Linked DNA regions of Homo sapiens: region 1 is linked to region 2. Evidence: read pairs that join two places in POLR2A ChIA-PET (ENCODE). Cell type or tissue: K562. All regions are shown on one strand.

The links. Peaks named below come from ENCODE experiments on the same cell type or tissue, not always from the same donor. Only the 100,000 strongest peaks of a DNase experiment are listed, where the experiment ranks them.
Region 1: POLR2A ChIA-PET joins it to region 2 with 5 read pairs; 2 of 35 experiments call an interaction of 5 or more read pairs at or near these places.

The regions. Positions count from the first base shown.
Region 1 is chr18:49,269,964-49,277,963 of GRCh38, reverse strand. DYM (dymeclin) reads left to right here. Exons shown (of 18, transcript NM_001353214.3): 11 at 5,661-5,786. Among named protein-coding and RNA genes, the nearest start is that of DYM, 190 kb to the left of the region's middle. In K562, no CTCF peak of the experiment used is centred here; no DNase peak of the experiment used is centred here.
Region 2 is chr18:48,972,332-48,980,331 of GRCh38, reverse strand. No RefSeq gene overlaps it. Among named protein-coding and RNA genes, the nearest start is that of SMAD7, 25 kb to the right of the region's middle. RefSeq lists silencers at 3,928-4,047, 4,078-4,377, 4,478-4,597. In K562, no CTCF peak of the experiment used is centred here; a DNase peak (open chromatin) is centred at 4,371; H3K4me3 peaks cover 1,509 bases.

The DNA.
Region 1 (8,000 bases), 300 kb before region 2:
GATTATTAGTAAATCTCTGGGCATGTTTCATAATTTTCTTATTTGACTGCATTGCTGCATGACACTGTTCATCTCTTTATTCTTTAAACCGCCAAATACCTATGTCTTAGTCAGTTCTGGCTTAGTCAGTTCAGAATTTAGTCTGGCCTGACTGCTTTAACAAACATACCATAGACTGGTGCTTAAACAACAGAAAGTTATTTCTCGTAGTTCTGTAGGCTGGGATTTCTAAGATAGAGATGTCAGCCCCCTTGGAGTCTGGTGCAGACCTGCTTACTGGTTTGTCAATAGTCATATACTTGCTGTGTTCTCACATGGCAGTGAGCAGAGGCAGAGAAGAAGCAAGCTGTCTCCTATCTCTTATAAGGGTACTAATCCCGTCATGAGGGCTCCACCCCTGTTACCTAATCTCCTCCCAAGGGCCCCACCTCTTAATAGTGTCCCATTGTGGGTTAGGGTTTTAACATACTAATTTTGGGGGCCCAAACGTGCAGTTCGTATATCTACAAACATATACCTTGGCTTTCCAATCATTGTACTCTGCTGGTTTTTCCACCTCTATGCCTACTGCTTTTCTCTCTCTTTTATGTGTTATTTTTCCTTGTCCTTAAATGTGTCCTGCTGCAGGATTCTGTCCTTTTTGTTTTTTCCCTGTACTTCTCCCTAAAACATCTAAGCAAATTCAGTTGCCATTTATATGTTGCCAGTGTATATGTTCCCATTTATATGTGCCATATATGTTCAGTTCTGTATTTGCAGTCCTGATTACCTGTATCTCATATCCATGTATCCAGCTGCCCCAGACATTTCCCAGTGGCCGTCTCATAGACACCTTAAACCAAACATGTAAAAATTGGGTTCATTATTTTCCCTGCTCTTCCTTCTCTTACTCCTGTATTCTCTGTCACAGGGAGCCATCCATAGAGTTGGCAAAAGCTTTGACTCCTCTGTCTCATTCCCCCATATCCAACCAAATATTTTTTATTTTCTCTCCTTATTATCTTTGGAATGTATTAGTGTTCTTTTTCCTCATTGCGATTCCTTTGGTCTAAGCTGCCTTCATCTCTTACTAAAATTATTGCAACATCTTTAACTGGTTTTCCTGCTTTCTGACTTGCTATTCTTTAATATTTTTTATCCTGTTTCCAGAGTGAGTATATTAGAGTCAAATCTGATCATGTCACTTCCCTACTTTTAAAGCCCTTTCATGTCTCCACAGTGCCCTCAGGTTAAAGCTCTTACTCTTAACGTGGCTAACAAGACACTTTATAATTTTGCCACAGCTTCCATTTTGGGTCTCATCTCTTTGCCATTATGTTCTTTTTATTCTTTATTTAATCATAATGAATTAATTTAATGTCTCTCAATCTGACCTATCTCCTAACTTTAGACTTGGTTTTTCTCTCTAGAATACTTCTCCTTGAAATTTTCTCCTTTTTCCTCTTCTCAGATAACTCCTAGTAGTTTTTCAGATCTCAGTTTAGATAGTTCTTTCAGAATTAAAGTGCTATTATAAAAGTAATTATATACCATATCCAAGTGGGATTTATCCCAGAAATGTAAGCTTGATTGGACATCTGAAAGTCAGTTATTGTGATACATCATATCAACAGAGCAAAAAACAAAAATCATATGATTATTTAAATAGATACAGAAAAAAGCATTTGACAAAGTAATCACTTTTTTATGAAATAAAAATATTTAACAAACTAGGAATAGAAGGGAACTTCCTTAGATGAGTAAAGGGCTTCTATGAAAACCCCACAGCTCACATCATATTTAATGGTAAAACACTGTTTTCTTTCTCCCCGAGATCAGCCACAAAACAAGGATGTCTGCTTTTGCCATTTCATTCAACATTTTACTGGAGATTCTAGCCTGGGCATTTGATTAAGAGAAAGAAATTAAACATATCTAGATTGGAAAGCAAGGTGTAAAATTATCTGTATTTGCAGATGACATTATCTTATATATAGATAATCCTAAGGAATCCACTAAAAAACTCTTAGAATTAATAGATGAGTTCAGCAAAGTTGCAGGATACTGGATCAGTATAAAAAGTCAATATGCAAAAAATAGTATTTTTATATATGAGAAATCCCAAAATGAAGTTAAGAAAATAGTTCTGTTCATAATAGCATCAGAAATTTAACAAAAGAAGTACAAAACTTACACTGTGAAAACTACAAAATATTATTGAAAGAAATGGGGAAACACATATTCATTGATTGCAACATAAAAAAAATAGAGATAGAGATAGGGTCTTGCTATGTTGCCCAGGCTGGTCTTAAACTTCTGGCCTCAAGCAATCCTCCCACATTGGCCTCCTAAAGTGCTGGGATTACAGGCATGAGCCACCATACCCAGCCCTGATCACAGTACTTCACATTGTTAAGATGGCAGTATTCCCCAGACTGACATACACATTGAGCACAATACCTATTAGAATCCTAGTTGACTTCTTTATAGAGATTGACAAGATGATTAAAAAATTCATGTAAAATTACAAAGGTCCAAGAATAGCCAAAACAATCCTGAAAAAGAACAAATTTGGAGGACTCATACTTTCTAATTTCAAAACTTACTATAAAGCAACACTAATCAATACAGTGTGGTACTGGCACAAGGATAGACATAATACATCAATGGAGTTGAATTGAGAGTCTAGAAATAAACCCATATACCTATCATCAACTGATTTTTAGCCAGGGTGCCAAGACCAATGTGGAAAGAATAGGTTTTTTCAACAAATGGTACTGGTGCCACTGTGTAGTCACTTGCAAAGGAATAAAGTTGGGCTTTTGCTTCACCCCATATACAAAGTTAATTCAAAATGGGTCAAAGACCTAAAAAGAGCTAAAACTATAAACCTCTTAGAAGAAATGGGGGTAAATCTTCATGACCTTGAATTTGGCAAATGACTGTTAGATATAACAACAAAAGCATGAGCAATGAAAGAAAAAACAGGTAAATTGAACTGCATCAAAATAAAAACGTTTGTGCTTCAAAGGACCATCAAGAAAGTGAAAAAACAGCCCACAAAATGTGAGAAGATATTTGCAAATCACTTTTCTGGTAAGGAACTGTATCTATAGTATGTAAAGAACTTTTTAAACCCAATAGTAGAAGGACAACCCAATTAAAAAATGGATGAAAGATCTGAGTAAACATTTCTGCAAGGAAGATATACAAATAGCTAGTAATACACCCATGAAAAAAACAACTTGACATTATTAGTCATCAGGTAAGTGTAAATCAAAATCACAGCGAAATACCACTTTACTCCCACTGTGATGCCTAGAATAAAATGTTAGATAATAAGAAGTGAGGATGTGGAGAAATCTAATCTCTCATACACTGTTGGTGGAAATGTAATATGATGCAATGGCTTTGAAACAGTCTGGTAGTTCCTGAAACAATGAAACAGTTACCATATGATCCAGCAATTCCAAGGCTAGATATATACCCAAGAGAAATGAGTATATGTCTGCAGGAAAACTTGTAAATGAATGTTTATAGAAGCATTGTTCATAATAGCAAAAAAGTGGAAACAGTTCAAATGCTAGTCAACAGAAGAATGGATAAATGAAATGTGGTATGTTTATGCAATGAGATATTATTTGACATAAAAAGGAATGAGATCCTGATACATACTGCAGCATGGATGAACTTTGGTAACATGTTCAGTGAAAGAAAGTCACAAAAATCTACGTAGTGTATGATTCTATTCATACGGAAGTCCAGAATAGGGAAATTATAGAGACAGAAAGTGGTTCCTTTGGGCAGGGTAGATAGGGGTCTGGGGGAGGTGATAGTTAAAGGGTATGGGGTTTGTTTTTGAGATAATGAAATTTTTCAAGTTGCCTGTGGTGATGGTTACACATATTTCTGAGTATATGGTAAACCATTGAATTGTGCACTTTGAATGGATTGTATGGTCTGTAAATTGTATCTGAATACAAATATTTAAAAGAATGAAGTACTATTCTGACATAGTCTCATTGGACCCGTTACTTACTCTTACATTATTATTTCTTTGAATATACCATTTGCTTGTGTGTCTTGTCAATATTTTCAGTACTCTATTGGTATTATGTACTATAGGTAAGATGTGCTTTCTACAGGCGTAGCCAAAAAAAAAAAAAAAGGCATAAAATATACAGTCACATGTTGCTTAATGTGGGGAGGCGTTCTGAGAAATGTTTTATTAGGTGATTTTGTCATTGTGCAAATATCATAGCATGTACTTACACAAACCTAGATCGTAGAGCCTAACTACACACCTAAGCTTTATGGTGTAGCCTATGGCTCCTAGGCCATAAACCTGTACATCATGTTACCGTACTAAATACTGCAGGCACTTGTAACACAATGGCGTTTGTGTATCTAAACATAGAAAGGGTACAGTAAAAATATGATGTTGTAATCTTATGAGACAATACAACCACAGACTGTTATATATGTGGTCTGTTGTTAATGGAAATGTTATGTGGCATATTGAAAACTCCAGAATCAGAATTAACAAATGTTGAGTTAAATGACTAAAAAATGTAACTATGCTTACTAGGTAATGTGGAATGTGAGTACAATGTATTATGTTTGACAAAATGTCAGAAGGAACTCCGAAGACAAGAATGCCTGGGAAAAGAGACAGAGCAATGACTGCTTGGTAACTGGTATACTTCGTTCCTGGAAGTTAATAGTGCTCATGCACTGAACTTCATAATTTAGAGGAAGTTTTAGCTACAACTTGTAAAAGAACAAAACATACCAGTGCCACATTTTAAAAGCTTCCTGCAATAGGTGTGCCTGTCAAAACACGTATGCCCCAGGCATACCAGCTTGTTTTGGTGGGCTTTGCATACCAGCCTGTGCTTTAAGGACTTGTATGTGTAAACAATTTGCTCATTACATGTGTTGTCTGATTTAGATGATAGATTTTTTTTTTTGCCTGTTTTCTAGCATTCAGTGGATAGTGTTCATGGTTGTTTCCAACAAGACATGCTATGTAGATAGTCTGCCCATCTTTAATAAATAATTTCAGTAACCTCCTTACTTTAGTGAAGAAGGAACAAATTGAAGGTGTCAATGATTTGAAATAAGCACAATGGTAAACAGCATTATGAAATGAAATGTTTGATAGATATACTGAAGAGCAGATCTTAATACACATGTTGAGAAAATGCACCTTGGGTTCCAAGAGTCTAATTACATATTTATTTAAAATATATTTCTTGAAATATATTTTTTACTTACTAGCTTTAAAAAGGTGGTGCTAAGCACATAAATTAAAAAGTTAACTTCTGAGCAGCTGTGCTCTCCCCGCTACTCCCACTTTTTGGTTAAGTTGGGAGAAGGCAATGTGACTTCTTAAAATCTTCAAAACAAACAACGAGCCTAAATGGTCCTTGCAGATCCAACCTTTATGTTGGTTAGACCTTAAGAGACCTTCACAGAGTTAGTGGTGATTTTCTCCACTGGCATCTTAGCTATACATTTGGAAAATACATTCAGTCAGAAGTGGGTTTATATGGTTTTTTCTCTAATGAAAAATATAACTGATATTAAAGCAAAGAGCACAAAATGAAAGTGTAAAGATTTAAAACATTTGGATTTATAATGAAGTATTGAAATAGTCAATTATAATTTTTATTCTCTAGGTTTTACCAATTCTTGAGATTCTGTATCATGTTGAAGAAAGGAATTCACACCATGTGTATATGGCCCTTATAATATTGTTGATCCTTACGGAAGATGATGGCTTCAACAGATCCATTCATGAAGTGGTAAGTTACCATTACTTGGATTAGAGTTAGAGTTAACAGAACAGACATGTCCCTACGTAAGATTTACTAGTCTTTACATTTCTTTCTGGTAGATGTTCCTGTGAGAACCTGTATTAGAAATGTTATGTCTTTCTTCAGATTTATGAAGCGGTGCTTTTTTTTTTTTTTTTTCCAGAATGACTATTAACCACTATTAAAAACTCTCTCAAAATGGTTCTTTGGTAATTGATACAAATGCTTTTGCTGCTACTGGGTTCATTTTTCTTCAGCATTTCATTTCCACTTTTTCATTGTGGCAGAAATTGTCAAACAGGTTTGCTTCATGCATACAGAATTAGAGAAGAAAAAGGGACCAAAATGGAAGAAGTTTGAGAAATCCATTGTTTTATATATATATTTTTAAAGAACATAACATAATTTAACTTTTTAAATTTTGGTCCTGTTGGAGAGTTTTATTCCCAAACTGGTCTTATGTTTCTCTTTGGCATTTTTTTATTTTATTTTTTGCATCAAAGTAATACACATATGTAGTTTTAAAACTTGTATAGAAGTACAAGGTTTTAATGAAAAATAACAGACCCATGTTCACCCTATTTCTGATTCCCACTCCTGTAAGGCAAATGCTTTCAGTTCTGTCCATGTTTCGAAGTAACATACTTATATTGTGATTTCTTGATTTTTCAGTTGCAGACATTAACTATTATCGCCCTAAGATGGAAGATAGTCATTGGTTCTTCCTGCATTCCACAAGTGTTCCCTCTGGGTTCCCAGCACGCTTGTCGGCACACAGACTTTTTCCTTTTTCCATCTTATTACCATTTTTGGTTAACTCAGCTTTTACATTATTATTTTTGATGTTATTTTTAGTTCAGCTGTGTACTGTAGGATAATTGCGTTTCCTTTCTTGAACATGTTTTACCATTTCTGTAGCACATCATTGCCCTGTTTTTTATTTGTGTACTAATACACTGATTCTACCCCCAATACTTCAACAGAACTGAAAATTTGCTCAAAATATATTCAAACTTACCGAATTTTCTTTTTGGACTCCTGTCTTTCCTGGAGCATCTGGTGGCCCTGGTTGATCTGTTCATCTGTAGGAGTAAGCACTAAGAAGTCGATTGGAAGTCCTGTGTGTGGGCAGGTCTTACTTACTGTACCTTGTTGTACATAGTCTCTTTCTCTGGGACTGTGTCCCTGCAGGCCATTTTTTGGGTGGATTGTTTTTGATTCTTCCAGTCTCCTTGCTAGGGGTTCTATAGGAGAAGGGGGCAGGGCTTTCACTCTTTATAAGGGTACAGACACTTTGTTTTCTCCTCATTTTCAGTAGGGCTTTTATATTATATTTACTCCTCTCTAATGTTCCCTTAAGTCATGTTTTTGCCTCTTACATAGTATGACCATAATTTCAACTAAGATTTAAGGAATCTTGACCATTGTGGAAGGAGTATAAAACATACAAATTTATTTTTTGTGTGTATATTTAAGTTATACAACTTGATGTTTTGATATATTAATACATGTACATAGAGAAATGGCTACTATAGTCAGGTAAATTAGCATATCCATCATCTCACATAGTTACCTCCTTTATTTTTTGTGGCAAGAGCAATGATACTCTCCTTTGGCAAAAATCCTGAATACAATACAGTATCATTAACTATAGTCCTCATATTATACATTAGATCTCTAGACTTCATGCCATATACCTGTAACTTTGACCTATATCTCCTCATTTTCTCACATCCACCCCCTGGTACCCATTGTAATATCCTCTATCTGTGTATTTGACTTTTTAAAAAGATAATCCACATATATGTGAGATCATGAAGTATTTTTCTTTCTCTGGTTTATTTCACTTAGAATAATCTCCTCTAGGTTTACCTATGTTGTGCCAAATGTCAGGGTCTTCTTTTTTAAGGCTGAATAATATTCCTTTGTTTATACAACCATGCACTACTTAACAATTGGGAAGCATTGTGAGAAATGTGTCCTTAGGCGATTTTATCATTCTGTGAACATCGTAGAGTGTGCTTACACAGCCAAGATAGTGTAGCCTACTACACGCCTAGGCTGTGAGGTATAGCCTGTTGCTGCTGGCCACAAACCAGTACAGCGTTGTTACTGTATACTGTAAGCAGTTGTAACACAATGGTAAGTATTTGTTTATCTAAACATAGAAAAGCTACCATAAAAATACAGTATAAAAGATTT
Region 2 (8,000 bases):
CTGCGCCAGAAAGGGAAGCTAGCTTCCCCAAGGTTGCATGGCTCATAGTGACGACGCTGAGACTGAAGGTAGTCTGTCTGGCTTCAGCACCCACCTTATGCCACCTCAACTATTCTCCTGCAAGGGCAGTGTTGAAATTCTCATCCCACAGACAAGGACATTAAGGCCGAGGCTGATACACTTTCCCAAGGTTGCGACTAAAGCCCAGTCTCTATTCCACACCACGGCCTCCCTTTGTGGTGAGAGGGGGCAGAGATCAGCGTGCAGTGAGTCACAGCAGTTAGAAGGCGTGTGCCTTTGTCTACTGCCACCTGTTTCAGGAAGCTCTCCCTGACTGCTCCCTAGTCAGGGGGCTCCCACAGCTGCCAGGGATGTTCTGCCACAGTCCTGCTCCCTGGGCATGGCCATTGGTGTGTAGATGGCAGATGCCTGCTGAGGATGAGTGTGACTTTGTCCCCTCTGGCTCCCCAGCACTGAGCCAGGGCCTGGCACCAGCAGGTGCCCCATAAGCATGTGGGGGATGAAGGGAATGGTCCAGGTACTAAGAGACTGAGGGGCTTGGAGAGAGAAGAGCCAGTTGTGCCTGGAGCCAGGTACTCACTAGTGGGGTACCCAGGGCCAGGGAGGAATGGTGGAGTGGGGCATGGGGCAGGCCCTTCCAGTAGGGAGGGCTGGGGGTCCTCAGGGGCCTGATGTCTCACCGTCCAGAGAGGACTGGAGTTGGGTGGGGAGTGCTCTGTGGTCATGGGTGCCAGAGTCTCAGCCAGTGCACAGGGCACCTTCATGCCAGTTAGGAGGCACCCTTCCTCCCTCCAGGTGCCCAGCCCTGCCCCAGGACCCTGGGAGCTGCCTCAGACCCTCAGCTGGGCACCCTTGTGTAGGACACAACCTGGGTGCTACATGTGAGACTCTCTGGGTATAGAGTGTGACTGTGTTGTGTGGGGGTGCGGGATGTGGTATATACGCACACGTGCAGGGAGCGGGGTATGTGTGGTTGGAGAGGGTTGTGTTGTGTGTTGTGTGGGGGTGGGGGATGTGGTATATACGCACACACGCAGGGAGCGAGGTATGTGTGGTTGGAGAGGGTTGCGTTGTGTGTACATGGTGTGAGAATGGAGAATTAGTGTGGTATGCGTGTGGTGTATGTGTGTGTGCTGTGTGTGGGTGTGTGTGATGTGGGGTGTGTGAATTTGTGCTGCACTTTGCAAGCCTCCCAGGCTGGGTGGCCTCTGTGCAGGGAGAGCTGGGAGGCCTAGCTGTGAGGGTGCCACGTCCTAGAGCCAGAAACTCAGGTGTCTCAGTGGCCAAGCCTTCGCCTGCCCCTGGGAGTGGGGCCGACACGGGGTCTGCAATGGCAGAGAACGGGCTGAAGGTCCTCAGTGGGCAGGCACAGCTGGCCTCCCCTCAGGAAGGCCCTTCCTTCCAGAACTCTGGACTATCCCTTAGTTAGGGAGGGAACGGTCTGGACAGACTGAGCCGAGGAAAATATTCCTGGTCAAGGGATGCCCTCAGCTTGAGGTGCCTGGTCGGAGGCTCAGAAGAGATCTGGGGGAGATGCTGGGTCCACACAAGGATGATGTTCTGGAAACCGGAACTGCCCAACGGTGGAGGAGGCCGCTTCCTAAGGGAGCAAAGCCCCACCCCCTATGCCCTTGATGAGTTCCAGCAATGCTGCGGCCCCCTCAGCCATGGTGTTGGAGGAATCTCCCCTTCATGGTGCAGGACATGGGTCAGAACACGACCCCACAGACCCCTCACCCTCCTGGGTTCCACAGAAGCAATGGGGATGCCCGGGACACCTCCTTCCTTCAATTGCACCTGCTGCCCCTCCCCGGAAGTTCCTCCATTGCTTTTCCCCCGTGGCCCCTCCAAATACTCCAGGATACCAGGATGTGGAAGGCACTTTAAAGCCACCCTCTCATTTTACAGATGAGGACACTGCGGCCCTTACAGGGAAGGGACTCGCCCAAGGTCACAGAGGTACAGCTAACACCACGGGCACGCCTCGAACCAGGCACCCACCTAAGCGCCCTCATCTCCTCACGCCAGGCCCGAGGTGGGACCTTCTCCATCTTACACAGGGGAGGACTTGGCCTGGGGTTGAGAGAAGCCAATATGGCCCAGGTCACAGCACTAGAAAGAGGGCAGGATTCTCACAGGGTCCCCTCTGCCTCCAAGGCCCTGCTGCTGACCCTGACGCTCACACTCGGTGTCCCCCACACAGCGATGAATCTGTCGTGTCCACTGAGAGAGGAAGACAGATCCTCTCAGTACCATCTGCCAGGGACAGGGTTAGGGAGGCTGGGCAGCTCACTCAGCCTAAGTTTGTTTCCCCAGTAGTCAAACGGGGATAATAATAGTAACATTTGGGGCTTGTAAGATTTCCATAAAACATGTGACGCCTTCTCTTTGGAGACCTCAACAAGCAACGTTTCTCCTCTCCATCCCCTTCCATGACCAAAGTGCTACCCTCACCAAGCCTCCTAGCCTCCTGGCTTCCCACACCCTTAGGGCTTCGGCCAGCTTTCTTGGGGTACCACCTACATACAGTATGATGCACCCATTTTGCATTCAGTGTTGGATGAGTTGGGACAACTGTATACTTCCATCCACATAACCGCTCCCGGAAATGGGGCACCCAGGGCCAGGGAGGAATGGGGGGTGAGGGGCCATGGGGGAAAGGCCTTCCAGTGGGGAAGGTTACTGACTCCTCAGTAACCTGAAGTCTCAGGGTCCAGAGAGGCCGGTAGGTGGGTGGGGAGTGCTCTGCGGTCGCAGGTGCCAGAGACTGAATCAAGATATGGGACAGTTCCATCACCCCCAGAATTCCCTTGTCCTCATCCCAGTCACTGCCCCCACCCCCACCGCAAGACAACCAATACTTTTGGTGGACTAGGGACTACATTTGTCTCTTCTAGGGTTTTCCATAAATGGGGGCCACACCATATGTATCCTTTTGTGTTTGGCTTCTTCACTCAGCATAATAATGTATGTGGGGTTTACTCAGCTTCGCCCGTCAGTAGTCTGATCCCTTTTATGCCTGCAGAACAGAACCAGGAAGAGGTGGCCTCTCCGCCGCTGTGCCTCCTCAGAACCTGCTGTGGCTTCTGAGCAGCGGTGGCTTCAGTGCTGGGCACACTGGGCCTGGCCCACAGGAAGGGCTCAAGTTCGTTGCGAGCAAATTGACTGAACCCTTGATATTCGGGAAAACACAAATTGCCTAAACTAGGCGGGGAGTCATTTCATTGCTTTTCTTTTCTTTTCTTTTCTTTTTTTTTTTTGAGACGGAGTCTCGCTTTGTCGCCCAGGCTGGAGTGCAATGGCGCCATCTCGGCTCACTACAACCTCCTTCTCCCGGGTTCTACTGATTCTCGTGCCTCAGCCTCTCAAGTAGCTGGGATTACAGGCATGCGCCACATGCACGGCCAATTTCTTTCCCCCCCCCCCTTTTTTTTTTGTATTTTTAATAGAGACAGGGTTTCACCATGTTTGCCAGGCTGGTCTTGAACTCCTAACCTCAGGTGATCCCCCAGCCTGGGCCTCCCAAAGTGCTGCGATTACAGGCGTGAGCCACCTAACCGGCCCATTTCATTGTTTTTCAAGCAGTCCCACCAGCGTGGAGAGGAAGGGGTAAAATTTAAATACGATGAAGAGGAAAGGACGGCTTAAGATAAAGAGCTTGGGCTGACGAGGGAATAGTCCCAGGGTTCAATTATCCAGCAGAGCGCGGCCTCCCCACGCCCGCCCACCGGGGATAATTAAAAGCCGGACGCCTCGGTCCCTTCCCCAGGGAGGCGGCGGCGCTCCGCGTGTGAAACGGCGCTCAGAAATGAACGGCGACACAGTGGCTTCATTGTTCGGCGGCGGGGGAAACTGAGGCCGGAGGGCGGCCGCCGGGTGACTGGAGGCTGGGTCACCACGTGAGTCAGAGGCGCAGACGGGCAAGATTGCTGTCATTAAGGTTTACAGGTCTGCAGCCGCCGCCGCGGCTGTGCGGCCCGAGCCGCGCCCGGCCCGGGTCTCGCTCGGCCACCCCGCCTCGGCGCCTCGAGCGCAACTGCGGGTGGCTCGGCCACCGCGGGGGGCTGGAGAGGTGACCCCGACGGTCTCCGCCCGCCCTGCGCTCCTCTGCCGCCGCCGCCGCCGCCCCGCTCCCGCGGGCCCGCCCTCTGACAGCGCCCGCTGAGGGCCAAGCCTGGCGGCTGGAACCTGAGCCCCGGGGTGGCTGCCACCCCCGCCCGGCCTCTACCTGCGCCACCCGCGCGGCGCCCCGGGAGGCGGCGCGAGCTCTGGGAGCGCGGCGCCGGGAAGACGGCATACGGCCCGGCCCTCGCCGCCGCCCGGCGCCTCCGCTGCGCGCGCGCCCGCCGCCCCGCCCCCCACTCCTGGGCGCGCGCACCTCGCTTCTCCCGAGGCCGCGGGGTCCCGGTTGCGCGCCCGGCCCGCCCGCCCCTTCCCCCTGCCTCCCCGGCCTCGCGTCGCCACCCGGCTGAGTCACGGGCCGCGCACACTGCACGTCTGACTGCACGGGCCCCTCGGGCCTGCACCTCCGCGGCCCGGAAGGGACGGAAGCCCCGCGTCCCCACCCCCACCCCGGGAGGGTCCCTGCGGCAGTTACGGGGGAGCAGCGATAGCTGCCCTGGAGGTCGCATTCCCACCCGGCCCCCGAGTTCTCCGGGAGAACTCCCCCGCAGCCTCGGCGGCATCGCCTCCTCCAATCTCCCCAGGAATCGTGTTTCCCCCAACCCTGCCTCCGTGCGCGCCGGGGTGGCGGCGGGATCCCGGTGCCGCCACCCCTCGGCCCCTCCGCCGCCGTGCGGGACCGCGATGGGGGAGGGGACAGGCCCGGTTTCGGTGAGGGGGCTGGGGTCGGCCACGCCCTCTTCCCTGGCCCCAGGGTGGGGGCCGCGAGGATGGCGGGGTCACCGGGCTGAACTCGCGCCTGTCTGACCTGCGGGGGTGTAGGCGGTGTGGACTGTGGACTGGAAGACGTCCTTAAATTTTTAAAAATAGTCTTGCCGTATGGAGAAGAACACTGGAACCTTTAAGTCCGCATCCCCTCGCCCGATTCGGCTCGTCTTAGTCCAGAGTGTAACTCCAAACATACTTATTAAGAAACTGTTGCTTTATTTTGACTCGTTTACATAAAATTTCCACTTTGGGGGGGATGGCGGTGGGCTTGTGGATTCCCTAAAATAACTTTTAATGGAGCGAAGCCTTCCATTATGGGAAGCGCCTAGACGCGGAGAGGCGTCTGGGGGCCTGGGTTGCCGTCACAGCCCTGCCACCAGCTGGCTGAGCGACCGGGGCACGTCGCTGCCCCCTCTGCCCGTGTTAGGAGAGTGGCCGCGGCGGGGCGACTGCACGAGCTGCCCCTAGGATTGAAAGACAGAGGCTGTCTCTCCTTAACTTGCTTTGATCCTGCAGAGAAGCAAAATGGAGTGAGATTAAAAATAAAGAAGATGCAAGCAGTTTGCTTTTCTGAATGGTGTGCCTTCCGCCCCGCTCCAGTTGTATTTATCATGCAGACAAGGTCAAGGTAACCTTCACGGTCTGGCCAGTTCCATTAAGTACAGAGTGCCCTTTCACTAGGAGGAGACCTCCATTGAGAACTTTACTTCCCACATCACTCGGGAACCTTCAGGGCTTTGAAGGCTCCTACTCCAAAGGGTCAGGAGGGGAGAGGCCCGGAGGGAATGCGAAGAGAGACTTTTCACAAAGGGAGAGAAGAATGAAGGTGAACAGGTGATGTCGACTTGATGTGTGACATTTAGGGATTCATAAACGGTTTATGGTCCTGTCCCAGGAGGCCCTGCCCTCCCCACCCCCATGGCTCCGAGGGGCTGAGTAATGTGGACACCCCGAGGTAGCGAGGTAGCGCAGCTAGGAGACTTTACTGCCTGGTCCTGCGCTCTGCTAACCTGCCTGCTTCCTTCCTCCCTCCCCTCTGCTCTGCCAGGGTGGGTAGGGGGGTGAGTGGAACAGAGCCCACAGGGATGCTGTTTCACAAAGCTAGTGTCAGGGTCCCCTCCCACCGCCCCCCAGCAGCACACACGTGCATTAGCATGTCTGTGATGGGTGAGAGGCAGCTGCAGGGAATCGCAAGGTTAATTTAAAATGATGGAGTGGTGGGAAGAATGAAAGGCCACGATTAGAGCTCAACTTTGAAAGAAGGCAGGGGAACAATTACTTTAAAAGGTTTTAATTGGTCCTGTTCTGAAGAACTCACTCCTCCTTTGCTAAAACCCTAGGCCAGCTCAGACCTGCATTTCTGGATTGCCCAAGTGCCTCCCTGTTTTTCCCCTTTGAACAGTAATTCTCAGAGTGAATGCCTCCACTGCCCTCTCTCCGTAGCCTTCTCGGTTTTGGTATATGGGTGTGTGTGTGTGTGTGTGTGTGTGTGTGTGTGTTTGTGTGTGTGTGTAGCTAGCTGGCTACTTATCTATCTTTATATAGCAGATTTGCAGGCTGGCAGGTCAAAGGACTTGCAGGAGGAGAAGAGGGCCTCTCTAAATTATTCTCTCAACTCCTTAGCCTGACTCACTTGGGGCGGGTCTACATTGCAATCTAAGTAAAGTGAGGGAGGAAAGTGGCTTCTAGCAAACTGAAAACCTTTTGAGAGAAAGGGCGATGGGCCTGAAGGTGAGGTCCTAGCTATGCCAGCCATGGAAACAAACACCCTGTAAAACACTGAACTCCCTTTCAAGTTACTTGCAATTGACTGGCTTGCACCAGATAATAAGGCTGGGTTCTTTCCCGCAAGAGAACTACCTACATCTTAATGGAAAAAGGGGTCAAAAGTGGCCAGTCTGCTCTGTTCAAAATGTTCAAAAATGGCGGATCCTAGGACTGGGGCTGGAAATGCTGAAGATGAGTCCGGAACACCTTGTGGTTCTGGGAAGTAAGAAAGTGCTCAAGATGAAAGGGATGTGGGTATGTCAGAAGGACACAGGGACCAACCTGAAAGAGGGCCCAGCCTCAAACCTGGAACAACTGGAACAACAAAATCAATAATGTAGTATTAGATTCAAATATAAAATATAAAATAGGGGCCGGGTGCGGTGGTTCACGCCTGTAATCCCAGCACTTCGGGAGGCTGAGGCAGGCGGATCACTTGAGGTCAGGAGTTTTGAGACCAGCCTGGCCAACACGGTGAAACCCCATTTCTACTAAAAATACAAAAATTAGCTGGGCGTGGTGGCGGGCACCTGTAACCCCAGCTACTCGGGAGGCTGAGGCAGGAGAATCACTTGAAAGCAGAGGTTGCAGTGAGCCAAGATTGCACCACTGCACTCCGGCCTGGGCAACAAGAGCGAAACTCTGTCTCAATAAATAAATAAATAAATAAATAAATAAATAAAATACTTGTGAATGAACCCATGCTAATACAAAGGCATGGTTGGATAAGTGCATGGAGAAGAAGAGACAATCTCGCATGCAGATAATTTCAAATAATTCATGTAGACAAAACACTACGTATCTGTGTATGTAGGTAAACTCCCCTGAAGGAAGTGGAGCCTAATTCCCTCTCCCGTTGAGGGTGCACTGCCCTTAGTGATTTGCTTCCAAAGGCTACACACAGTATGGAAGGAGGTTGTGGGAGAGAAGAACTTTATAGTGGGGAAACCTGCAAACACTACCTGACCAGTGCTGAAGGTCAGCATCACCAGTGCTAAGTCATGTTGACAGCATGCACCGCAATATGATGTGGACTTCTTTTCCCTAACCCATAATTCCAGTCTAACGATGAGAAAAACATCAGACAAATCCTGTTGAAGGACATTCTACAAAATACTTGACCTGTGTGGAATCCTGGATGGGTTCTGGAAGAGAAAAAGGACGTTAGGGAAAAATGAATTGGAGTAAAGTATGGAATTTCGTTAATAGTAATATACCAACGCTAGTTTCAGGGTTGTGACGAATATTGACAGAATAATTTAAGATGGAAATTGAATATGGGGTAATACTGGAACTCTCTTTGCAACCTTCCTGTAAACCTA